Linked DNA regions of Mus musculus: region 1 is linked to region 2. The links are chromatin loops, found by intact Hi-C in ENCODE. Cell type or tissue: left cerebral cortex. All regions are shown on one strand.

Region 1 (5,000 bases), 450 kb after region 2:
AAATATTTGCCCTTTCCTCCACATGATCTCTGAGCCATAGGTTCAAGAGTTGTGTTGTAGATGTATCAGTTAGGGCTGGACTCCATGCCTCTGCATTTTGATTGGTTGTAGTTTTCTGTCTGTTGCAAACAGACTCCTCCTTGATGAGGGGTAAGGATTTCTTTACTCTTACTACAGTCCAGAATTCTCTGCTTAAGGAATGGTGCCACCCACAGTGGTCTAGGGCTTCCCACCTCAGATAACATAGTCAAAATATCTCCCCAGAGGTCCATCTCCCAAGTGAATGTACCTTCTGTCAAGATGACAATTAGAACTGACTGAAGCATACTGTTTTTATTTTACCATGGCTAATAACTGCAGGCCTTGTACTTCCAGTAGAGAGGACAGGGTTGGTGTACTCTACGTGAAAATGAAAGGGGAGCCTGTGGCTTCCTGCCTGTCCTACCTGCAGAAGGTACATTCAGACACCAACCCAACCTGCTGCGTCATTTCAGTGGTTACTAGTCAAAGCAACAGTTTTTAATTCTGTAAAGTGCAGCCATAGAAGCTCAAATCCCCAAAGGAAGTTCAGGGACTTAATTACATCACGCGCATTCATTAAAGCTTCTAAGAGATGGTGTGTTTCTTTACATCCATATAATTGCAGCATTTGTTCGACAGCTTCTTTGCAAACATGTTTCAGGGCCTCCCACACGCAAGTGGCGTGCCTTAATTATGCTCTCTTTGTGCCTACCTCTTGGCCCTTTGCCTGTGGACATTCTATTTCAAGAAATTTGGGGAAGAAAGATGAGAAACATTCAGTTTCCTTTTCTTCCCTATAGGAGCTCCGAGTTCAGCCAGTCACTCATTTCCTGTCTGAAGCTCAGGGAATACTATAACAGTTCTGCACATGGGAGCTGAGTGCATCTTTCCAGCCTTGAGGGGCACTTATTGAAACTCTTTCTGCTGGGCCAGTGTTGGCTGTACAGAGGACATATATCTCTCTGAAGAAATAGAAATCCTTTCTTTGCAGACTGACCTATTAACCTCCACGAGCCTAATATGGCCCCAGAGAACAGGACAGAGGAGACATCTCAGCTGTCCCCGGAACATTCTAGAATCTAAATCACTCTCTATGATTTGAGAATGAGTTAAGGGACTATTCTGAGGGCTGAAAGCAACTTGGGCTTTAAATTCAAGGCAGCCACTCAATTAGAGATGGGGATCAAGAGGTTGCATGTTGGATAAACGCTTTATTTTAAAATAATGAAAGAGACTCATAGAAACAGTAATTTTGCAATTGCTGGATTTTTCTGTTGCCTCCCCCCCTTTTTTTCCCAAATTATGTGTGTTTGGATAAATATCTGTGTGTGTGTGTGTGTGTGCACCTTGTGAGGGATGTCTGTCTTATAGAAAATTGGGTAGAAAGATTGCTCAGGCAATTCATGTCAGTAGCGTTTGGCACAAGTTAGCATATTTTGACTGGCTGTTTGCTTGCCTATGGGGGACGGGGCGCTTACAGAGTCTGAACTGAGTTGCAAAAATAAGGTTGGACTGGGTTAATATTGCTTGTAGCTCCCAGTAATTCAGTCCAACAACCAACCAACTGCCTCCATGAGAAGAGAAAAAAAAATCCAAGCAGAATGAAGGAAAGATAAAGGCCAGGGGTGGGGGTGGGGGGTGGGGAGCGTTCCAGAACTCCACTCAATGGAATGCACTCTGATGTGGAGAGACCCTACTGGAGAGTCCTCAGGAGCCACATGGCTGCATGCTGAAGCCCCAGAAGCTAAACACATAGAGCTCATATGTGTACGCGCCATCTGTGTACCTTTGGAGGAAATTTGAATTTCTGTTTTATGTGCACCGGGTTGGATTTGTTGATCACCTTTCCCTCAAATTGTTGTCCCTCTCCCTTGCATTTCAGGGAAAAGAGTTTCTTCCACTTCACATTTAAGTGATGGCAGAATTTGCATTTCTGTAGACTCCAGCTGTCTGGTTATGTAAATGATGAGCATATGTTATATTGTGTTTTCCAAAGGGGTGTTGGCTGCTTCTAGAGCTTGGTGCTAAATTTATTTCAGAGCTTGTGAAAGGATGGTCCTTTGGGCATGACTAGAGAACACCTCCATGGTACCACACAGAAGGCAGGCCAGCAAAGCTGTGAGTGAGTCATAGCCCAGCCTGCAAGAATCAGGCCTGCCTCATTACAAATGAGCTGGGTTGCTTGTCCAACCTCATCTGAGCGTATGCCTGGAAAGTCATCATGTCTTCCTGTCTTTTAATACTCTGAGACCTCGCCCAAAGTCCTCTCTCCGGGGAGTTTCTGTTGTCTGGCCCTAGCCTTCTGATGTAGAAGTTCTGCTTAATTTTAATATGTAGATTACTTCTGCAAAAATATTTACATAAGTAACTCCATCACAGTCCTGTGGTTGAGTTTGACATGATTGCTATGTTACAGGTGAGTTCAATAGCACACTGAAGACCTTTCCCTAAATTGCACGTGGATACCTACCAGCTTATAGTTTCGGACCAAGACTCTGTCTTGTGTTATTCCTGTTAATGTTACCATAACAAATTACCAGAGGCACTCAATTTCATAAAAGAAAAAGATATGGCTAAGTTTTTGATATTTCAGTTTGAGGTTGACTGACCCATTGCCTTACAGGCTGTGGTAAGTGTAGTCCCAATGAGAACATGTCGCAGCAGGTACAGCTTTATCTCAGAGAAGCACAGAAAGAATGGAATATCTTAATCTTACCTCAAAGGATCCATCCAAGTAAGATCAGAGGACTTTGGAGCAAGCCCCAGCTCTCCAAGGCTCCAGATACTACCACGGGCCATTTAACATACAGACCCCAGAGACCACGCATCAAAGCCTTAAAGCTAGCAGGATTTACCCTGGCCAGGTGTGGTGGCTGATCTCTGCTGTTAACTCCCTGAGATTGAGAACTGCCACAGATACAAACCCTCAGAGGCATGTCCTGAAGAGATTTTGGAGATCAGGATGACCGGGATGGAAAACTCCATCCTGAATACGATCAACTTTATTCCATGAACTCAGTTCAGAATGAAATGAACAGGGAAAGGGGAAGTTGGGAAGGGACATCTAATGTTCTCTGAGCCACCTCCTTTTCCCAAGGTTGTGACTTGCTTACTTTAAGACTGTACCCTCAACCTGCGAACCAAGACCCACACTCCCTCCCCTCTCCTTCCTCTTTCTGTCCCTCCTTCCTTCTTCCCTTTCGCCTTCCCTCTCTCCCTCCCTTCCTCCCTTCCTCTTTCTGATGCTTTTATCATGGGTCATCTCTTTGATGTCAGGTTCACCCAGGGCTACTCACACATCTTCCTCTCTCCTGGTCTCAAGTTCCAGAAGTTTTGCCTCTGCTATTATCATCATGCAGCTAAATTTGGCTTCAGTCTTTGGTCTGTTACGCCGTTCTATTCTCTAATGATGGGCTAAGTGGCCTTTTCCCTTATTAAAGGTACTTTCAGGAGTCGTAACCGAGATGGGGTCGTCTTTCAGAAAGTCCCCTGGATCACAGTGGCTCTGTGGAGTTCCATGTTTAAGCAGGAACCTAATTTATTTGGTTTTACGGTGATTTAGCAGAATGTGAGGAAGAGATCTCATCATGTCCTCCTCCAGCGGATATCTGTGGTTGCTGGGACCTTGGGGGGGGGGGATGGGGGACAGGGTGGAATACATAATTTATTCTCTTCCAAACCAGCTCTGCCAGGCCTTATTGGCTACCACCCAGATGGTGTGTCTTGAATACTAAGTGTCTTTTGTATAGCCAGTAGCTCCTACTGTGTGAGTTACTTCTCCGTGGCTTTGTCCCATGAACTCTTATGAATACAAATGTCCTCAGTGGGATTTAAACTCCCTCATAAAATGTGGCCCTGTGTGTCATTCGGGAAGTCAGCTCCTGGTCCGTGTGTGTGTGTGTGTGTGTGTGTGTGTGTGTGTATGTGTGTGTGTTGGGGGAGAGGTAACTACTTTAAGAAACCCCAACAGCCATGCAGTTGTCCCACTGTGACGCATATGATCTCCTTCATCTAGAGCACCACCCTGCATGTGTATCAGCCACGGGCTGTGGAACATGCCCCCTGCCCGATCTTGGTTCTTCGTATGGGTGATTTTTTTGTTGTTGTTGCTTGTATTAGTCAGGGTTCTCTAGAGTCACAGAACTTACGAATAGTCTCTATATAGTAAAAGAATTTATTGATGACTTATAGTCGGCAGCCCAATTCCCAACAATGGTTCAGTCGCAGCTGTGAATGGAAGTCCAAAGATCTAGCAGTTACTCAGTCTCACACAGCAAGCAGGCGAAGGAGCAAGAGCAAGAGCTAGACTCCCTTCTTCCAATGTCCTTATATTGTCTCCAGCAGAAGGTGTAGCCCAGATTAAAGGTGTGTTCCTTGAACTCAGAGATTTAATCTTCTGGAATCCATAGCCACTAAGGCTCAAGATCTCCATACAAAGATCCAGATCAGAAACTTCTATCTCCAAGCCTCCAGATAAGGGTCACTGGTGAGCCTTCCAATTCTGGATTGTACTTCATTCCAAATATAGTCAAGTTGACAACCAGGAATAGCCACTACATTGCTGTTCATTTGTATTTTTATTTTTTCTAAATAATTTTTAAAGATTTGTTTTATGTAGCTATGTCTTTGTGTCTATCATATGTGTGTGATAGTATGAGAGCAGAAGAGGGTGTTAGGTGTTTCCTGAGAGTTCGTGGTATAGGCAGTTGTGAGCTGCCTAGGTAGGCGCTAGGATCCAAACTTTCCGGAAGATCCAGAAAGGCTCCTAACTGCAGTGCCATAGCTCCAGCCCCTGCTGTGTGGTGTTGAGATGGGGGTCTTAGTACAGATTAAGCTCCGCAGGCTGGCCTAGGGGGTCTCACGAAGGACTAAGTGGCCCAGGTTGGTCCAGAAAATGAACATACTCCTTCCTCGGACTCCCTGGGACTGCAGCCATCTGCCAACATGCCCAGATCTTTGTGTGAGCCTTAGTAGGTATC
Region 2 (5,000 bases):
GAGCCATGTTTCCAGGGACACTTCGAGAAGCCGTTTTCTTGCAATCACTATGCTGCTGAGCACTGTATGTAGTTGGGCTTATATAATAATGGAGATCATAATTTACTGAGCGTCTATAAAACTCCGTGCACTTTGACTGTGGGAAAGGATTTCATTGCCCTGCCATTCACTTCAGTATGAAAGACCCTGTAGTGTGCTTCATTTTTCTCGGGCTCTCCCTCCATTTCATGGATGGCAGATAATGTCAACTTAAGCAATTTGCCTGGGTTTCTGCCATCATTTCAGACCTCAGATTTCCTCCCAGGCTGCTTCTTCCTTGGCCACAGCTAATGTACATCAGCATCAATCCATCCCGGGACCCTTCTGGCACATCCCACAGGGCTCCACATCACCTGGTCTGGAGAGCCACCACCCTGTCTTGCATCATCCTCCCCTTCAGGACAGAAACTCAAGTGGGGCATTTCTGAGGGCAAAGATGACTCTGGCATTGTTCCAGGTTCTCTGCATCAGATCAGAGCTGCCCCTGTGTGAGTTTCACACCCTCAAATGCAGAGCGTCCAGCAGGCACTCGGACCTTGGCCACTCCCTCCAATGCTATCCACATTGGGGTCCCTAGACCCCTCTTTCAAGAATGCCTACACTGTAGGTCTTGTCACTGCCAACCAACCCCCATGTCTACCTGGATCTCCACCAGGGTATCACTGACCCTTCTCTGGTTTCTTTCCCAGCTGTCCAGGTTCTGTTTAGCAGTGTTTCACCTACCAGTAGAAAAGGCAAGGGGGAATTCTTCCAGGAACTTCCTGCCTCCATTCTACATATATTAATTTTTAAGTTAAAAGCCAAGAATTAGATTTTGTTGTGGTGTGTGTGTGTTTGTGTGTGTGTGTGTGTGTGTGTGTGTGTGTGTGTGTGTGTAGTTCATTCCCCATCTGCCAACAAGGGCAATGGAGGCCTCCTGGCTCAAAGCCTGGGTAAGTGATATATCAGTTATGCTTTTTATGATGTCTGACCTAAAAAGGATCATCCATAGAAGTCAGTTGGGCTAGACATCTCCTGCATTCCCTATCCCTTGCAACCACATGTAGTGTCTAGAAACTCTTTCGCCAACTGGTATAGCCCCTTTATCTTGTACCAGAACTCAGAGCCCAAATCAACCTCTTTTCCTTATACCTTACCCAGTCTCTGGTATTGTGTTGGGACCCTGGCCAATCCTAGGTTTTCCCTCAGGCCCTGATGTATGGAGAAGGAGTGTAGTTTCTTGCCTACACCCAGGAATATGATTGGTAAGTCCAGCAATAGTCTGGGGTCACTTTGAGTTTAGATCCTTAGAACCCAACTCTTTCTTTTCTTCAAGCTCTGCAGTTTTCAGTTCCAGAGTTGCCCGCCGAGTGCTCCGTCCTCATCACTACCTGCTATCCTGTGTTTCTTTTACACAGCACTGTTTGATCAGCATCCTGCTGACTTCTGCCCACCCTGTGAAAGCTTCTGCTGACCCTGTCCCATTTACCCCTGAAAACTGAGCGTAAGGTGGCATAATGCTAATGAGCTGGCTTGGTATAAGACACGGCTTGCAGGAGATGTCCTGACCAAAGCTTTTCTCTCTTCCTTATTTCTCATCTCCTGGTTTCTTCCTGAGCAGCCTGCATAGCATATTCTGTCACCATGAACACTAGCCAACAAAGAGGGTTCCCAACTCACTTCCAGCCTGACTCCTTTATGGTCTATTTTAAAAGAAGTAGGTGTATGTGGCTCTCTCCTGCATTTTATTTTATTTTTTTGGTCAACTTTCCCCTGCTCATTTAAATGATTCAACCTAGTATCCCCCCACCCACACACACACCATCACCACTTTCAGATGCTCTGTGCTTTAATTATTACACCTTAGCCCCTCCCCCTAGCCTTTTTTTTTTCTTCCTGTCCTCTACAGATACTCCAATTTAAATGCAGCAATCTAAAAAATCCGAAGTTAGGATCCACATATGAGAGAGGACATATGGCATCTGTCTTTCCGAGTCTGGGTTGCCTCCTTCTATGTATTTTCTGCTCCTGTCTCTTTTACCACATATTTCACACTCTCCACTGTGACTTAGCCCTCATCACAATCCCCATTCTACCCAACACCAGAAAACAGTCGCCATTAGGCCCTTTCAGTCCTGCTGACTGATAGGCAGGAAGTTAGATGTCACCCTTCCCCATTCACCCAGCAGTTTCTTCAGCAGCAGGGAGCCTGGAGAGAGGTCCCTGGGGTGGCATTGCATTCCCTCAGCACAGCAAACCCTGAATGCCAATCTGTCCCTCTGACAAGGTCCATAGGCCCTAGAGCACCTTTCCCACCTGACCACAGTGGGGTCTCAGACACTCCCAAACATTTTAAACACCTTTCCCTGTTTCCAACAGAACCCTTATAATAAGTCCCCATAACCCATAATTTCTCAGCTGGGTGTGCCTGGTCCTTCTCTGGTGCCATCTTACACTAACTTCCTTTGGCTGCCATAGGAGAGTCTATGGGTTCCTGGTCCCTTCTGGGAGCAAGTCTGTGAGTCCTTTATCCTCGAATCTTTATGATGCTCAGACTTCTCTCAGAGCTGAGGGGAGAGCAGAGTCCCCCATGGTTGTGGTCACTCCTCCGTGTCTGTTTAGTCTTGGATTTCCTTAGAAACTCTTTTCACCATGGTCACATGAGCCCTGAAGAAGTGGCAGAATATAGGCCTGAGGTGTACCTCAGGCTAGATGTGGCTATCTCATGCTTGGTGCATGCAAGATACCAGCCAGTATCTATCTTTCTTGGTAGATACTGAAGCCAAGGCATGGAAATTGTTGGTAGCATCTTAGGAGAATGCCACAAACTCCCTTGCAATTGTAATGCCAAAACCAAGGTATTTATTTACCAGTGGCAGTGACATCCTGACCAGGTGATGAGAACTGGTCTGGAGTTCTTCCTACCCAGTATCTTTGGACTTCTCAATACTTTAAATACCCATGGTCTCTGAAATTCTTACGACACATCCATCTACTCTGTAGGGTGAGCATCACTGGTGTTTGCATTTGCAGTCAGGGAAGTTAAGGTTGTGAGTACTGGTGACACACTGTCCTCCAGAAAGCCCCCATCTGCCACTCCATCTAACTTCTCTGGACTCATACTATATGGACTCCTCATCCCTGCCCTGGCCAGGGCAATCTCCAGACAGTCTGGAAGGGCAATGGGATCCCAGTGTGGTTCTCTGAGAACCTGAGAAGCCTCCCTTCTCAAGTATCCCTGGGAAAGAAACCTTTCCCTGTTGCTCCTTCAATAAGGATTTGTCTGGTTCTGGAACACACAAATGGATGCTTTCTCAAAAATACCTCACCTTATCCTGGTTAATCCTCATACAATCTCATTAGGAAACTAATTCTACCCACTAAGGATGGCCTACTTAGAGACCGCTTAGAGAAGGTGAAACATGGCAAGTGTCATCAAAGAGGGAGACAGCCTATCACTGCCGATGTGTCTAATTTTAGTCTGCTGGATTCTAGAGCCCATGAATGACCCATCTCAGCTCATTCTAGAGAGTCCCCTGAATGGAGTCCTCTCCCCACAGAATTAAGGAGGAGGAAGCATGCTGATACATTCTCTCTCTCCTTCTTTTGTCAACTCAAGTCACGAGATTGTGGTTCACACACCGGTGGACCCACTCATCCCTCAGAAAGAAGCCTTGTTTACCCCACGTGGAGAGGCAAGGACCAGTTCTTCCGGCACGCAGTGGTATTATAGGCTTGGGGCCTCAAGACATTCCTAGAGGTGAATCTTCTTAGGCCAACATGATATTGAGAAAAACTATGAAAAGGCCAGTGATCAGGACCATTCTGGAGGATGTAAGACATTCTGGCTTCTCCATCAGTAACTGGTGGTGAACTTAGAGCAGCCGTGTGCTCTTTAATCTCCTCACCTGGCAACATTTCCTTTTGCGAAATCGAAAAGACCATCTCAGGTGTGCATTCAAGTCACTGACACTGAGAGAAACTGTCCTTGGGAAAGCTCTGGGGTACCCTGAGGTTACACCCATCTGGAACAAAAACACCAGATTCGCGGACGCCCGTGGTTTGCCTAATTACATTCTCACAAGCCCTAGGAAGCCCTTCGGAGCTTCAGTGGCACCACGCGTGCAGCCTAATGAGCTTTCTGAGGTATGTTATGAAATTGTCACACATTATCTGTCAGGAAGCAGCTGCCTCATGACGACCGCTGACTTAAAATTTGGGGTACCTGCATTTTAATAATGATTCTCGGTAATGACAAAATAAATCTATGCAACTTTAATTGTATGCAACAAATGACTTTGGAGCATTCATTCTGCATGCATCTGGCTTTCCTAGGTCTAGGGTGTTGCTCTTCAGCCTTAGTGTATCCTTGAAGAATTGGCAAGGGCCAGGCCTAGGTTCCTCATCCTGAGATGTGAGCACAGAATGCTTTCCTAATGAAAGGAGAATTGGAAGGGAACTAATATTGCTTTCCCTTCCTTGTATCCTTATTCCTTTCTATTTCCTCTTTTCAAACATTATCATGGTTTGGTTCTACGCTGACTCTTCTGGAACATACTTCTGGAGAATGCAGGAACTCTCACATCTGATGACTAAAAGGCTGACTGTCTCATTGCTCTCCTGTGTGGTTGCTCTCCTTTGGCTGGTAGATGATGTCTTCCTCGTCCCTTATTTCTCTTTCTGGCTTTACTTAGCAACCCTGCTGTTGCTAATTATGACTTTTTTTGCACTAATGGGAACACAGGACTGCACCCCCAGTCCCAGCTCCCCAACCCCAGCACTCCTATTGCTGAGAGTCACCATGGTGTGGGTGGGTTCAGCCTTGCTGTGTGTCAGGAACTCTCCCATCACTTGTTGATCCCAGAAAGTGATGCCTCTCAGCTTTGGAATTCCTCACAGCCTTTGTCCTCACTGAGCCTCACCGTGTGGGAAGGTTCCCAGCTTTGGGAATGGTCTTTAACCGTAACTCTGGCTTTATAGAA

What was found. A loop is a pair of places that touch in the nucleus more often than their neighbours do. Peaks named below come from ENCODE experiments on the same cell type or tissue, not always from the same donor. Only the 100,000 strongest peaks of a DNase experiment are listed, where the experiment ranks them.
Region 1: it touches region 2 in a loop (7-fold over the local background); 2 of 42 quality-filtered maps call a loop at or near these places.

Annotation. Positions count from the first base shown.
Region 1 is chr17:67,009,118-67,014,117 of GRCm38, reverse strand. The region is part of intron 7 of Ptprm (protein tyrosine phosphatase, receptor type, M); the gene reads left to right. Among named protein-coding and RNA genes, the nearest start is that of Mir5709, 15 kb to the left of the region's middle. In left cerebral cortex, no CTCF peak of the experiment used is centred here; DNase peaks (open chromatin) are centred at 713, 1,502, 2,075 and 3,741; H3K27ac peaks cover 485 bases.
Region 2 is chr17:67,455,899-67,460,898 of GRCm38, reverse strand. No RefSeq gene overlaps it. Among named protein-coding and RNA genes, the nearest start is that of Gm36152, 100 kb to the right of the region's middle. In left cerebral cortex, no CTCF peak of the experiment used is centred here; DNase peaks (open chromatin) are centred at 1,760 and 1,969; H3K27ac peaks cover 469 bases.